Regions from separate parts of the Homo sapiens genome. Here region 2 is linked to region 1. A link is an interaction called in ENCODE POLR2A ChIA-PET data of the cell type or tissue named here. Cell type or tissue: GM12878. All regions are shown on one strand. Each heading gives the region's core, and the rest is flanking DNA. Links, peaks and the distances in the headings are about the cores only.

Region 1 (8,309 bases), core at 310-8,309:
AGTCACAGCCTGGTCACGTGGAGCGACGTGCGGCTATCCGCAGCACGTGGGGCAGGGTGGGGGGATGGGCTAGGGGCCGGCAGCTGAAGCTGGTGTTCCTCCTAGGGGTGGCAGGATCCGCTCCCCCAGCCCAGCTGCTGGCCTATGAGAGTAGGGAGTTTGATGACATCCTCCAGTGGGACTTCACTGAGGACTTCTTCAACCTGACGCTCAAGGAGCTGCACCTGCAGCGCTGGGTGGTGGCTGCCTGCCCCCAGGCCCATTTCATGCTAAAGGGAGATGACGATGTCTTTGTCCACGTCCCCAACGTGTTAGAGTTCCTGGATGGCTGGGACCCAGCCCAGGACCTCCTGGTGGGAGATGTCATCCGCCAAGCCCTGCCCAACAGGAACACTAAGGTCAAATACTTCATCCCACCCTCAATGTACAGGGCCACCCACTACCCACCCTATGCTGGTGGGGGAGGATATGTCATGTCCAGAGCCACAGTGCGGCGCCTCCAGGCTATCATGGAAGATGCTGAACTCTTCCCCATTGATGATGTCTTTGTGGGTATGTGCCTGAGGCGGCTGGGGCTGAGCCCTATGCACCATGCTGGCTTCAAGACATTTGGAATCCGGCGGCCCCTGGACCCCTTAGACCCCTGCCTGTATAGGGGGCTCCTGCTGGTTCACCGCCTCAGCCCCCTCGAGATGTGGACCATGTGGGCACTGGTGACAGATGAGGGGCTCAAGTGTGCAGCTGGCCCCATACCCCAGCGCTGAAGGGTGGGTTGGGCAACAGCCTGAGAGTGGACTCAGTGTTGATTCTCTATCGTGATGCGAAATTGATGCCTGCTGCTCTACAGAAAATGCCAACTTGGTTTTTTAACTCCTCTCACCCTGTTAGCTCTGATTAAAAACACTGCAACCCAGCTAACTTGTCCAGCATATGTTGAATGGGAGCCAAAGTGTAGCAAATGCTGCCAGGAACCTGTCGGGGCATTCCGGGCGCTGCCTGGGGCGCTGCAGTCTGGGACCTCAAGGAAGGAGGCTGCATAGGACCCCAGGAGAGACGCATTTTCTCTTTCAGATGCAAACAAAATCTTACACTCTTCTCCTTTGGATACAATAGAGAAACGGAAAGAAAGGAAGGAACAAGAGGCCTGTGTTAAGTCCTGTTGATGTTAAGTCCTGTTGAGAGCACCAGGTAAACACTCTGCACCCCTTCTCTTAGTAGTAATAGGTTTTTCACTCCTTGGCCTCAGCTGTCCTCACAGGACAGTGGGGGCAGATCAGAGAACACATCAGAAATACATACAAAGAAATCGTACAAACTGGACAGGTTCCCCTCCCCCTGCCACAACTGGCATCCCAACAGAGGGAACAAGTACTAAATCATTTTTGACGACGTAAATAAGACTGAAAACAGGTTAAACAGTTGCTGAACTTAAGGGCATGACAAAAAGGACTCCTCTCTCTGACCCAGGTAGGCAAAATGCTTTGGGTGTGAGGTAAAAAAAATGGGTAAGAGCAGCTGTACAGAGTGGGGTGAAATGTTAAACAGGGTGCAGTGCCCAAGGGCTAAGAACCAGGTCCAGCGCAAGCCTGAGACCACAGGAGGCACTCACAGCTCACAAAGGCGTCTCGCCTGATTGGCCAGGGCAGGATCTGCCGCCTCTTCTCGGTGCACAGACAGTCATGCCAACCCTGGGCAGGGTGGCATCTGCCCCTGCTTTCCCCACTGAGTGGGGAGACAGGGCAGTGTGCTCAGGCCCTCAATCCTCACGCAGGTAGGCCTCCTGCTCCGACTCAGCCCGCTCCTCCCCTTCCTCCTGTGTTTTCTGACGGAGCTCTTCTATCTGTGCTTCTGCCAGCTTGGTTTCTGCTTTCCGGGAGAGCTGGTGCACCTCTTCCACCTGCAGTTTCACCAGCTGAATGTGATTCCTGGCGGTTATAGAGGCCTGATCTGCGCCTGCCAAAAGATGGGACAATCGGGTTGAGCAGCCGTGCAGGGCGCGGAAGGCTCATGTGGACGTTGGCCTGGGGGTGCTGTGGCTGTCATCTGAACCCCTCTTGGGGTCACTTTCCTTGACCTCCCTGTCTTCTCTCTCTGCAAAGAAACTTCCACCTCTATGTTCAGGTCTGGATTTAACTGACACTCTGTCAAAAACAGCATTTTTCTTCAGCTGTCAGCGGCCAACATCACAATTATTAAATGCAACTCTCACAATCATCTTTATAGCTACAGAGCTTTTAGTACAGACCTTTGATTAATTTTTTTAACTACACATCTTCCATTTCTTTTTGACAAAGAGATCATGAATAAAATTGTCAAAGATCCCTTTCATCACCTTGACTAATCTTTAAAGGTAAAGGAATGCATAGAAAAATATTTTTTTACTATAAATTTATGTAACAGCATAAAAGGTATTAAATATGTTTTATAATTTTTTCACTTAAACATGTTTTGAAGGCCGGGCGCAGTGGCTCACGCCTCTAATCTCAGAACTTTGGGAAGCCAAGGCAGGCAGATCACCTGAGGGTCAGAAGTTCGAGACCAGCCTGGCTAACATGGTGAACCCGTCTCTACCAAAAATACAAAAAAAAATTAGCCAGGCATGGTGGCGCATGCCTGTAATCCCAGCTACTTGGGAGGCTGAGGCAGGAGAATAGCTTGGACCCGGGAGGCGAAGGCTGAAGTGAGCCAAGATCGTGCCACTGCACTCCAGCCTGGGCGACAGACTCCGTCTCAAAAAAAAAAGAAAAAAAGAAAAAAGGCTGGGTGCAGTGGCTCGTGCCTGTAATCCTAGCACTTTGGGATGCCGAGGTGGGTGGACTGCCTGAGCTCAGGAGTTCAAGACCAGCCTGGGTAACACGGTGAAACCCCGTTTCTACTAAAATACAAAAAAAGTAGCTGGGTGTGGCAGAGTGCACCTGCAGTCTCAGCTACTTGGGAGCCTGAAGCAGGAGAATTGCTTGAACCTGGGAGGCGGAGGTTGCAGTGAGCTGAGATCGCGCCACTTCACTCCAGCCTAGGTGAGAGTGAAACTCGTCTCCCCCCCAAAAAAAAAAATGAGCTCTCTCATTTTACCTGCTGCTAGTTAGTGTATTTCACCATCTGGGTATATACATTTTATCAATTCGTCTGTAGAACATTTTGATCTTACTGCATTAACAAGAACCTTCAGGACAATGTTGACAGGTAGTGGAGAATGGCAGGCATCCTCCTCTTCTAACTTCGATGAAAACACTTCTGAAAGTCCACACAATTAAGTAGGATTACTTAACCTTTATTACATTAAGAAAATTATCTCTTCATAATTGTACTTAGATTCGAATCATAAATGGCTACTACACTGAAGATGTTTTGGGCATATGTTAAGTGGTTTTTCTCCTTTAATCTATGGATATATCATCTCAAACAGTGAATTATATTTGTTTGAGAAGGAGTCTCACTCTATAGTTTTTTACAGTGTTGAACTATCATTCTATTTTGAGGGTAAATGGCTACGTTTGATTTACGGCTACATTTTGAAGTGATACTGAGCTTTTCGTTTTGGTGCTGCCCTAGTCCAGTTTGGGATCGGGGCTATGCTGGCTTCATACAGTAGTAAGAGGAGGCTTGTCATTACTTTCTTTGCGCTGGTACACTTACAGTAACATAGGTATTATAGTTTTGGAAGATTTGATAAAACTCTCCCACGAAACATCCTAGGCCCTGGTGTCCATTTTGGGGACATCAAAATCTTCGAATACCATTTCTACCTTTTTTTTTTTTTTTTTTTTGAGATGGAGTCTCACTTATCACCCAGGCTGGAGTGCAGTGGCGCGATCTCGGCTCACTGTAAGCTCCACCTCCCGGGTTCACGCCATTCTCCTGCCTCAGCCTCCTGAGTAGCTGGGACTACAGGTGCCCACCACCATGCCTAATTTATTTATTTATTTTTTTTATTTTAGTAGAGACGGGGTTTCACCACGTTAGCCAGGATGGTCTTGATCTCCTGACCTCGTGATCCACCCGCCTTGGCCTCCCAAAGTGCTGGGATTACAGGCGTGAGCCACCGCGCCCAGGTGATATATCAACTTTTTAAATGATTTTGTTGTCTCTTCCTTTTGTCACCTGGTACAAAATTTACTGTGTGTCTTAGAAGAGTATGTAAATTTAGAGGGAGGGGGCAAAGTTTTATATTTAGTATATATACATTTGTTAGGTGTTTAAAAACCACTCTGCAAAACCAGCCTGGGAAACTTAGCAAAACTCTGTTTCTACTAAAAATAAAAAAATTAGCTGGGGCATGGTGGTGTGCACCTGTAATCCCAGCTACTGGGGAGGCTAAAGTGGGGAGGATCACTTGAGTCCAGGAGGTTGAGACTACAGCAAGCTATGATCTATGATCCCACCACAGCATTCCCGCATGGACCCTGTCTCTCTCACACACACAAATCTGATTTTCCTTTGTTTAGTTAAAAGTAAAAAAAAAAAAAAAAAAAAAAAAAAAAAAAAAAAATCACAGACGGGCACAGTGGCTCACGCCTGTAATCCCAGCACTTTGGGAGGCTGAGGCAGGTGGACTGCCTTAGCTCAGGAGTTCGAGACTAGCCTGGGCAACATGGTGAAACCCCATCTCTACCAAAAAATAAAAAAGATTAATCGGGCGTGGTGGTGACTGCCTGTGGTCCCAGCTACTCAGGAGGCTGAGACAGGATTGCTTGACCCTGGGAGGCAGAAGTAACGGTGAGCCAAGATCAAGGAACTGCACTCCAACCCGGGTGACAGAGTGAGACCCTGTCTCCAAAATAAAAAACAATCACACTGAGCTGGGTGCAGTGGCTCAGCTCACGCCTGTGATCCTAGCACTCTGGCAGGCCAAGACGGGAGGATCACTTGAGCCCATGAGTTCAAAATCAGCCTGGGGAACATAACAAGACACCAACTCTTAAAAAAAAAAAAGAAAATTAGTTGGGCTGCTTGGGACGCTGAAATGGGAAGATGGCTTGAGCCCAGGTCAAGGCTGCAGTAAGCTGTGATCATGCCATTACACTCCAGCCTGGGCAACAGAGCAAGACCCTGTCTCCAAAACAAATTCTGTTCTAATCCTTAATAGCTTTAATAGCTTTAATTTTTTTGGTTGTCTTGACCTGCAAGCGTGCTCAGAAAATTGAGTATTACACACATCTCAGATCTCCTTGTAATTCTATCAGTTTTTGCCTCATTAAGTACATTTCATGATTGATAATGTCTTAATGAATTGTTCTGTCCTACTGATTACTTTTTATCTTGAATTCTTTGATTTAGCTAGTTTTAGCTAAATTTTGGAACACAATCTAAACGTGTCATTTAATAAGTTTATTTTTACTGCAATCACTGATGTTTGAAATTATTCCTATAATTTTTTTTTTTTTTTTTTAAATTACAGATGGAGTTTTGCCATGTTGGCCAGGCTGGTCTCGAACTCTTGACCTCAGCTGATCCATCTGACTTGGCCTTCCAAAGTGCTGGGATCATAGGTGTGAACTACTGCACGTGGCCCAATTTTGTATTTTCTAATTGACGGGTTTTCTTTTTAAACCTTTCCTGCCTCAACTGGAGCTACCAAGTTTCCTCCCACTCCTACTAATTCTCTTTGCAGTGTTTAACAATGTCTAATGTCAATGTGCTTAGCATGTTTTCACTTTCCCAAATTTAAAAACTTGTTTTACACTCAGAACTTTTGAAAAAAAATCTTAGTAGCTTCTCTCAAAACTGATTTTTCCTTCTTCATAGTTCTTCCAGAAAGTGTATACAGGTGGTACTTTGAGTCTATGTCTGAGGATATCTTTTATTCTCACTTTTTGATGGTAGTTGGCTATACATAAAATCCTAGGTTATGGATTTATCGTCACCTCTAGTGTTGCGGAGAAGATGCCTGATGTTTGATTCTACTTCCTTTGTAGGTAATCTATTTTTTCTTAGTAGCTTTTGGGATTTTGCTCTGAATCTTTTTGTTATGCTGTTACTTTATTGTTCGCTTATTTATTTATTTTTGTTTTTTTTTTTGAGATGGAGTCTTGCTCTGTTGCCCAGGGTGGAGTGCAGTGGTGTGATCTCTGCTCACTGCAAGCTCTGCCTCCCAGGTTCACGCCATTCTCCTGCCTCAGCCTCCCGAGTAGCTGGGACTACAGGCACCCGCCACCACACATAGCTAATTTTTTTGTATTTTTAGTAGAGACGGGGTTTTACCATGTTAACCAGGATGGTCTTTATCTCCTGACCACATGATCCGCCCACCTCAGCCTCCTAAAGTGCTGGGATTACAGGCGTGAGCCACTGCGCCCGGCCATTTTTTTGTTTTTAAGACAGGGTCTTGCTTTGTCAACCAGGCTGGGGTACACTGGCCTGATCATGGCTCACTGCAGCCTCGACCTCCAGGGCCCAAGTGATCCTCTCACCTCAGCCTCCCAAGAAGCTGGGACTACAGGCGCCCATCACCATGCCTGGCTAATTTTTTTGTAGAGACAGGGTTTCATCGTGTTGTCAAGTCTGGTCTCGAACTCCTGAGCTCAAGTGATCCACCTGCTTAGGCATCCCGAAGTGCTGGGATTACAACAGGTATGAGCCACTGCACCTGGACCAGATTTTTGGTTAAAAAAGTGAAATCATAAGGCCGTGCACAGTGTCTCATGTCTGTAATCCCAGCAGTTTGAGAGGCCAAGGCGGGTGGATCACTTGAGCTCAGGAGTTCAAGACCAGCCTGGACAACATGGCAAAATCCTGTCTCTACCGGAAACATATAATCCCAGCTACCTGGGAGACTGACATGGTAGGATCGCTTGAGCCCAGAGGCTAAGGCTGTAGTAAGCAGTGAGCCATGATTGTGCCACTGTACTCCAGCCTGGTAACAGAGTAAGACCTTGTCTCAGGGAAAAAAAAAAAAAAAATTCCGTTTACAACTTTGTTAGCCCTTTCTATGAGTTCTAGGAAAATGTCTACTTTTCTCAAATAATGCTTATACATCCCCTCCTTTTCTCCTTCTAGATATTCTCCTTTTCTCCTTCTAGATATAAGCATATCCTCCTGTTCACTGCACCTAGAAATCCTCTGCCATGTTTGTGTGGCACAACTATAATGCTGCTTCCACACTTCCGTTGTTTCATTCTTGTTCCAAATCTCTGATCCCTCAGGATCACTACTTTTTCTCAGGATCACTACTTTTTCTGGGCCAAGCGCAGTGGCTCATGTCTGTAATCCCAGCACTTTGGGAGGCCGAGGCAGGCAGATCACCTGAGATCAGGAATTCAAGACCGGTCTGGCCAACATGGTGAAACTCCGTCTCTACTAAAAATAAAAAAATTAGCCAGGCATGGTGGCAGGCGCTTCCAAGCCCAACTACTCAGGAGGCAGAGGCAAGAGAATTGCTTGAAGCAGGGAGGTGGAGGTTGCAGTGAGCTGAGTTCACACCACTGCACTCCAGCCTGGGGGATGGAATGAGACTGTCTCAAAAAAACAAACAAACAAAAAAACTAACAACAACAAAAAAAACCTTCTAAAAGAATTATTTTTTGTTTTTCAGTATGATGACACAACACTTACCTTAAAAAATGTTTTATATCTTTTCTTTGAGATGGGGTCTCACTCTGTTGCACAGGCTGGAGTGCAATGATCTCACCTCACTGCAACCTCTGCCTCCCAGGCTCAAGTGATCCTCCTATCTTACCCTCCCAAGTAGCTGGGATTGCAGGTGTGAGCCACCACACCCAGCCCTTTGTATCATTTTTAAGATTTGATGATTGAGAACCCTAGCCTGCTAATCTTGACATCAGAAAACAAGAGTATGTTTTAATATAACAATTTCTTTTTTGAGACAGGGTCTAGCTCTTTTGCCTAGGATGGAGTGCACAGGCATGATCATAGCTCACTGCAGCCTTGAGCTCCTGGGTTCAAGCAATCCTCCCACCTCTGCCTCCCGAGTAGCTGGGACTACAGGCGAGCGCCAATACGCCCAGCTAATTTTTGTATTTTTGGTAGAGATGGGGTTTCACTGTGTTGCCCTTGAACTCCTGGGCTCCAGCAATCTGCCTGCCTTGGCTTCCCAAAGACACGCGTTGAGTCCCTGTGCCTGACTCATCCCAGTTTCTTTTTTTTTTCTTGAGACAGAGTCTTGCTCTGTCACCAAGGCTTGAGGTGCAGTGGAGCCATCTAGGCTCACTGCAGCCTCCACCCCCTGGGTTCAAGCCATTCTCCTGCACAGGCGTGTGCCACTACACCTGGCTAATTTTTGTATTTTTAGTAGAGACAGGGTTTCACCACGGTGGCCAGGGTAGTGTCAAACTCTTGACCTCAAGTGACCC
Region 2 (8,329 bases), core at 28-8,027, 200 kb after region 1:
TTAAAAGGTCAATGCCGGCCAGCTCAGTGGCTCACGCCCATAATCCCAACACTTTGGGAGGCCAAGGTGGGCAGATAGTTTTGAGCTCAGGAGTTTGAGATCATCCTAGGAAACATGGCGAAACCCTGTCTCTGCAAAAAATACAAAAATTAGCCAGGCGTGGTGGTGCGTGCCTGTGGTCCCACAGAGTGAGACCTTGTCTCAAACAAGTAAAAATAAATGGATCAATGTGAAAAGCCCATTCAGACACTAAAGGACTGACACAAGTCAGTAAGTATCAGAAAATTAACTGGCCCCTTAATTCAAAAGGAGCTACAAGGAAGTTTTATTTCCAATTTCTAACTGAGACAAACCTTACAGAGCAATTTATAAAATTAGCCTGCTAACCTTAAGTGTTGATTTGAGAATATCACACAATAAGACACTGACAGTAAATACAAAGTTTATGGTATCTTTCCAAAGTCAAGAGTAGACATACCCCTTTGAAAAATTATTCTGTGCTTAAGAAAATTATATGTATTTAAAACTTAAGGTGTGTATGACATAGTACAGAATACAAGTTGTACCTAGAGAAGTTTTAAAAAGGAAGGACAGGATTAAAAACTAACCCAGGGAGAAGGTTGGGGCATAAGACAATGTTTTTTTTAGAGATGGAACTCTGAGCTCTGATGCAACTGCCTGCAATTATGAATGCCTTTGCACAGCTCAGTCTGAGTGCAGATTTATATTCCTACTACTTAGCACGCAGAAAATAAAGAGCCTCCCAATGTTCCTCCATCTGCAAAAAAAAAAAAAAATGTTTTAAGGGAACATGGAAAGCTGAATAATTTGAGTTATTTTGTTCATTTACACAAAATTCTACAAAATTCCTGTGACTTTGTAACTCTAACACATACCACTAGCTTAAGACACAGATCTTAAAAGGGGCTGAAATTACTAGGCCTCTCTAGTATCTCCCAGAAGAACTTACTTAATGGGTCGGCAGCAGTCAATTATACTAACGTGTAAAAAGAAGCAATGTGCTTAATATAGCATCATAAAATGTTAGAATCAGAAGAGACTGTAGCAATCTAGTTCAACTCTCTCATTTTACCAACAAGAAAACTGATTCTAAAAAGTGAAATCACTTGTCAAGGTCATACTTACTTAACAGTCTAGGACTAAAACCCCAATCTCCAGGCTCCTGACCCTAATGTAAACTGATGAATAAATGTTTCTAAATTATTATATACAGCAGTGAGATCAAAGAGTCAATCTCAAGGCAAGTTAAAACTGACCTCCCCAGCCAAGGTGGTTCACACCTGCAATCTCAGCACTTTGGGAGGCTGAGGCAGGAAGATCACTTGAGCCCAGGAGTTCAAAACCAGCCTGGGCAACACGGCAAAACTCCATCTCTACAAAAAATTAGCCAGGTATGGTGTCGCGTGCCTGCAGTCCAGGCTATCTGGGAGGCTGAAGGAGGATCACCTGAGCCCAGGAGATTGAAGCTGCAGTGAGCTGTGATTGTGCCACTGCACTCCAGCCTGGATGAGTTTTTTTTTTTTCTTGAGACAGAGTGAGAACACGTGCTACAAGGAGGGTTTTTGGTGAGACCCTGTCTCAAAAAAAAAAAAAAAAAAAAAAAAAGAATTGATTTCCCTTTCCATTCTTCACAAAGGAAAAAAGTTGGCATATTGTTGCCTGCCCCTTAAACAGTCAGACATGGCCCACACCAAAAGCAAAAGCATACCAAAACTGCTCTGAACAAGAAAAGGGTACAAAGACAACTCCTAGAAGAATCAAGGTCTTTCATATTGGATTGGGTTTTTTTCTTTTCATAAAAGCTTTCTTGCCTGTAATGCCAGCACTTTGGGAGGCCGAGGCAAATCACCTGAGGTCAGGAGTTCAAGACCAGCCTGACTAACATGGCGAAACCCCATCTCTACTAAAAATACAAAAATTAGCCAGGCATGGTGGCGGGCACCTGTAATCCCAGCTACTCAGGAGGCTGAGGCAGGACAATCACTTGAACCCGGGAGACGGAGGTTACAGAGCTCACACCATTGCACTCTGGCCTAGACGATAAGAATGATACTCCGTCTCAAAAAAAAAAAAAAAAAGGTTCTTGTTTTTATTTTGCAAATGAGCAAGTTTAATAGTTGCTATAGGTCTTGAGAGACAATGGACAAATAACCACATTTTTTTGAGACATTTCTTTATTTTTTATTATATATTTTTTTGAGATGGAGTCTCACTCTGTCGCCCAGGCTGGAGTGCAGTGGTGCAATCTCAGCTCACTGCAACCTCTACCTCCCAGGTTCACGCCATTCTTCTGCCTCAGCCTCCCGAGTAGCTGGGACTACAGGCGCCTGCCACCACACCAGGCTAATTTTTTGTATTTTTAGTGGAGACAGGGTTTCACCGTGTTAGCCAGGATGGTCTCGATCTCCTGACCTCGTGATCCACCCACCTCGGCCTCCCAAAGTGCTGGGATTACAGGTGTGAGCTACCGCGCCCAGCCTATTCTGTTTTTAAGAGACTATGTTGCCCAGGCTGGTCTTGAACTCCTGGGCTCAAGAGATCCTCCTGCCTCAGCCTCCCAAAGTGTTGGAATTAAAGGCATGAGCCACTGTGCCCGGCCTATAACCACGTTTCTATTTTCACAATACTACAGGGCACCTTGATATTTTTTTTATTGTTTATTATTTTTTTGAGATGGAGTCTCCACTCTGTCACCCAGGGTGGCACGATCTTGGCTCACTGCAACCTCCGCCTCCCAGGCTCAAGTGATTCTCCTGCGTCAGCCTCCCAAGTAGCCAGGATTACAGGTCTGCACAACCATGCCCGGCTAATCTTTATATTTTTGTAGAGACAGGGTTTCACCATGTTGGCCAGGCTGGTCTCAAACTCCTGGCCTCGGGTGATCCGCCCGCCTTGGCCTCCCAGAGTGCTGGGATTACAGGCATGAGTTACCACGCCCAGCCTATAATATTTTTCTTTTCTTTTTCTTTTTTTTTGAGATGGAGTCTTGCTCTGTTGCCCAGGCTGGAATACAGTGGCATGATCTCAGTTCACTGCAACCACTGCCACCCAGGTTCAAGCGATTCTTCCGCCTCAGCCTCTGGAGTAGCTGGGATTACAGGCATGCGCAACCACGCCCAGCTAATTTTTATATTTTTAGTAGAGACAGGGTTTCACCATGTTGGCTAGGCTGGTCTCAAACTCCTGGCCTCAAGTGATCTGCCCACCTTGGCTTCCCAAAGTGCTGGGATTACAGGCACGAGCCACCACGCCCAGCCTATATTTCAAGAGAAGCAGTCTACTAAATTTACTCACAAATCCATAAGATAGTTTCTGTACAACCACCTTAGATGCTGTAAGTGGAAACTAGGAATTGGTTTCATTTGGATTTTAATTTTTTTCAAGACAGAGTCTCACTCTGTTGCCCAGGTTGGAGTGCAGTGGCTCAATCTCAGCTCACTGCAACCTCTGCCTCCCAGGTTCAAGCGATTCTCCTGCATCAGCCTCCCGAGTAGCTGGGATTACAGGCCCCTGCCACCACCCCCAGCTAGTTTTTGTATTTTTAGTAGAGACAGGCTTTCACCATGTTGGCCAGGCTGGTCTCGAACTCCTGACCTCAGGTGATCTACCCACCTTGGCCTCCCAAAGTGCTAAGATGACAGGCGTGGGCCACCGCGCCCGGCCTCATTTGGATTTTAAAATCTAACTTCAGTGTTTGTTATTTTTATTTTTTTTTTTTTTGAGACTGAGTCTTGCTCTGTCACCCAGGCTGGAGTGCAGTGGTGAGATCTCGGCTCACTGAAAGCTCCGCCTCCTGGGTTCACGCCATTCTCCTGCCTCAGCCTCCCGAGTAGCTGGGACTACAGGCGCCTGTCACCATGCCTGGCTAATTTTTTGTATTTTTAGTAGAGACAGGGTTTTGCTATGTTGGCCAGGCTAGTCTTGAACTCCTGGCCTCAAGTGATCCACCCACCTCAGCCTCCCAAAGTGCTGGGATTACAGGCATGAGTCACCATGCCTAGCCTCATTTCTTGCTCTTAATCTGCAATCCATTAACAGCTACAGTTTCCTCGAGAGCAGGACACATGACTGTTTTACTCAACTTTCCCAGTGTCTGGGCTAGTACCTCCCTATAGTAGATGCTTAATAAATATCTGCTAAATATAGAAACTAAAAGATAAAGGCATTCTTTTGTATACCATTTTCATTCGAAATGGTAACATACCATTGTTCTATACTTTGCCTTTGTAAAGTTATATTTATTTATGTATACACACACACACATATATATACACACAGACACACACACACTTTTTTTTTTTTTTTTTTGAGATGGAGTCTCGCTCTGTCACTCAGGCTGGAGTGCAGTGGCGCAATCTCGGCTCACTGCAACCTCCACCTCCTGGGTTCAAGCGATTCTCCTGCCTCAGCCTCCCGAGTAGCTGGGATTACAGGCACGTGCCACCACACCCAGCTAATTTTCGTATTTTTAGTAGAGACAGGGTTTTGCCATGTTGGCCAGGCTGGTCTCGAACTCCTGACCTCAAGTGATCTGCCCACCTCAGCCTCCCAAAGTGCTGGGATTACAGGCGTGAGCCACCACATCCGGCCTTATAAGTAATATTTTGAAGGTAAAAAGAAAAAGATAACAGGTTTGTTTCTCCAAAGAAGCTATACAAACGGCCAATAAGCACATGAAAGGATGTTCAATATTACTAGCCACCAGGTAAATACAAATCAAAATCACGATGAGATACCACACTGCACACTCACTAGGATGACTATAATCAAAAAGACATAGAAGTGCTGGTGAGGATTTGGACAAGCTGAACCTCATTCATTGCTGGTGGTACAACCACTTTGGAAAACAGTATTGTACTGCCTCAAAAGGTAGAGTTCGCATATGACCCAGCAATTCTATAACATTCTTAGGTATAGGCCCAACATAAAAGCAAGCATATGTCTACACAAAAAATTAGACACAAGAGCCAGGCATAGTGGCTTACGCCTGTAATCCCAGCACTTTGGGAGGCTGAGGTGGGCGGATCACCTGAGGTCAGGAGTTTGAGACAAGCCCAGGCAACATGGCGAAACCCTGTCTCTACTAAAACTATAAAAATTAACTGGGTGTGGTGGCAGGCGCCTGTAATCCCAGCTATTGGGGAGGCTGAGGCAGGAGATTTGCTTCAACCCAGGAGGTGGAGGTTGCAATGAGCCGAGATCACGCCATTGCACTCCAGCCTGGGAGACAAGGGCGAAACTCCATCTCAAAAACAAAAACAAAAAATTTATACATGAATGCTCACAGCAGCAGTATTCATGAGACAAAAAGTAGAAACAATCCAAAGGTTCATCAAGTGATGAAGAGACACAATGTGGTATTGGGGTATATCTACACAACAGAATATTACTCAACCATAAAAAGGAATCAAGGGCAGATGCATGCCACAACATGGAGGAACCCTGAAAACACTATGTTAAGCGAAGGAAGCCAGTCATAATGTATGATTCCCTTTATAAGAAATGTCCAGAATAAACAAATCTGTAGAGACGAGAGTAGATTTGCCATGTTGCCCAGGCTGGCATCAAACTCCTGGCCTCCTGCCTAGGGCTGGGAAAGTTGGCAGAAATAAGGAGTGACTGCTAATGGATACATGATTTCTTCTGGGGATGACAAAAATATATTAAAACTTACTTTTCCAAATGGGAGAAAAGGAAAAAAAATGAAAATATAATAAAACTGATAATGGTGATGGGTGCATAACTGCGAATATACTAAAAAACCACTGAATTGTATACTTTAAGTTACTAAACTGTATGGCATATGAATTATATCTCAATAAAGCTGTTATTTTTTAAAAAACTGGTGTACTTAGCAGTTTTCCTACTTACTATCTACAACCAGTTATTTTCTTTTTTTTTTTTTTTTTTTTTTTTAAGAGACAGGCTCTCACTCTGACACCCAAGCTGGAGTGCAATGGCACAATCATGGCTTACTGCAGCCTCAACCTCCTGGGCTCAAGGAATCCTCCCACCTCAGCCTCCTGAGTAGCTGAGACCACAGGTACACAACCATCCCTGGCTAACTTTTGTTTTTGTAGAAATGGAGTTTTGCCATGTTGCCCTGAGCTCACGGGATCCATCCACTTCAGCCTCCCAAAGTGCTGGGATTACAGGGGTGAGCCACCACACCTGGCCAAAAAAATTTTTTAATAAGAAGACTGAGGCCAGGCGTGGTGGCTCACCCCTGTAATCCCAGCACTTTGGAAGGCTGAGGTGGGCGGATTTCATGAGGTCATCAGTTTGAGACCAGCCTGGCCAACATGGCGAAACCCCGTCTCTACTAAAAATACAAAAATTAGACGGGCAAGGTGGCACGTGTTTGTAATCTCAGCTACTCAAGAGGCTGAGGCAGGAGAATCATTTGAACTCGGTAGGCGGAGGTTGCAGTGAGTCAAGATCACGCCACTGCACTCCAGCCTGGGTGACAGAGCGAGACTCCGTCTCTAAAAAACAAAAAAAAACCAAAGTACATACTCTAAAGTATCAAAAAGATTCCTCTGGGCAGTAGCATCATGGATAATTTGTTTTTTTCTGTGTTTTTGTATCTATGCAAATTTTATAATTTATACAATTAACCTACATATTTTAAGAAGAGAACATTATGTTACTAAAATGTAAAGCCCATCTTAAAACTAATACATAAAGAAAAAAATAAACCTGAGACCCTAAAAAAAACTTCACTGGAAAACATTTTCTAAAATCTAAACTTGACTAGATTCTCAAGATGACAACCTAAGCAAGCTACGTATCCCTTTCAACAGAAACTAGTCACATGGTTTCATGTAATAAAGACACCCACTTTTCAGAAACCCAGGCAATAAGTTTTCTTTCACTTAGGCTATAAAAAAAATCACCCTGCTTATAAAGTTTATTTACGGTCTAGAAAGGAAAAGTCTAAATAGGTCCCTTCCTGCTTTAAGGTATTAGAACATAATGTCTCTAATAAAAAGTCATTATATGGGGTAAATCAGGAAGAGAGAGGAGGCAAGAGGTCAAAGGCCTTGATTAAAAGATTTTCAGGAAAACATCCCTACTGACTCTTATCTTTCCTGAGAAGAGGGGGAGAATATGCCAAATATTTCACTACAATACTTGAGTAAAAGAAGGGATTTTTAGAATCGGGGGGAAAAAGACTTATTATATTGCCTCCCTTTATACATCAAACCCAAGTTTTGGATGATTTGCACACCCTGAACATCTGGATCTTCTGGGCCTTAACTTCGGAGAAGATATTATAAATCAAGGACTCGGCAATTTTAAGTGTTAAAAAGGGGCAGAGTTAAACTGGGATCTATCCAAATCATACTTAGACATAAGTAAGCAAAGGAGCAAACAAACACCAAACTGCTTAATTCAAGTCGGAAGTATTTTAGAGCTTACGCTTATAGAAAACATTAGGGCAGCAAAATGTCTGCCTGTAGTCTCATTAGCATTCCTGCAAAGAGGTGGATGAGAATAAACTTCCCCAGGGTAAGAGACACCAAGGAGGGTTCCCAATAGGGATTCTGTAATATGACTACTTCCTCTTTTGAGAGATTTTGAAAGCATACTTTTAAGATTTTGTTGCTGAACCACAATAAATAGACAATTAAAAAGTAGACCCACCCATTGAGTTAGTGCTAGTGGAATATGTCCTTCTGGAAGTGCCATATGGAGATTAAAAGAAAAAAAAAAAAAGCTCTTTACTCATTGTGGCCAAGATTCCTTGGTACTTGGTGCCAGGGCCAGGATATTACCCCAGATGTCCTAGCCAAATTCAAGGTTGGCTAATTACACTCTGACAAACTACAAGCAACAAAAAAAGTCTCCCTCTGTTCCCTTGATTGAAACCTGAAGAGGTCACTCTTCCTTGAAATTGTTTTTATTTTTTAATTTTGATTGAATTGTACACTTTAATATGTGTACTTTGGTTTTGGGGGTTTGTTTTTTGTTTGTTTGTTTTTTTTGAGACAGGGTCTCACTCTGTTGTCCAGCTTGGAGTGCAGTGGCGTGAACACAGCTCACTGTAGCCTCCTGGGATCAGATTTCTTGGGTTTAAGAGATCCTCCTGCCTCAGCCTCCCAAGTAGGTGGGACTACAGGCATGTATCATCATATTCAGCTAGTTTTTTTAAGTTTTTGTAGAGACGGAAGTCTCAATGTGTTGCCCAGGCTGATCTCAAACTCCTGGACTCAAGCGATCCTCCTGCCTTACTCTCCCAAAGTGCTGGGATTATAGACATGAGCCACTGCACCTGGCCAAATATCTGTTTTGTTTTGTTGTTTCT

The links. Peaks named below come from ENCODE experiments on the same cell type or tissue, not always from the same donor. Only the 100,000 strongest peaks of a DNase experiment are listed, where the experiment ranks them.
Region 2: POLR2A ChIA-PET joins it to region 1 with 5 read pairs; 7 of 35 experiments call an interaction of 5 or more read pairs at or near these places.

The regions. Positions count from the first base shown.
Region 1 is chr12:122,206,625-122,214,933 of GRCh38, forward strand. It overlaps B3GNT4 (UDP-GlcNAc:betaGal beta-1,3-N-acetylglucosaminyltransferase 4), which reads left to right. Exons shown (of 3, transcript NM_030765.4): 3 at 1-2,328. The coding sequence ends at 764. It overlaps DIABLO (diablo IAP-binding mitochondrial protein), which reads right to left. Exons shown (of 6, transcript NM_001371333.1): 6 at 1,044-1,953. The coding sequence ends at 1,757. Among named protein-coding and RNA genes, the nearest start is that of B3GNT4, 7.1 kb to the left of the region's middle. In GM12878, for the core only: no CTCF peak of the experiment used is centred there; no DNase peak of the experiment used is centred there.
Region 2 is chr12:122,406,148-122,414,476 of GRCh38, forward strand. The region is part of intron 1 of CLIP1 (CAP-Gly domain containing linker protein 1); the gene reads right to left. Among named protein-coding and RNA genes, the nearest start is that of CLIP1, 12 kb to the right of the region's middle. In GM12878, for the core only: no CTCF peak of the experiment used is centred there; a DNase peak (open chromatin) is centred at 7,505; H3K4me3 peaks cover 1,611 bases; H3K27ac peaks cover 3,017 bases.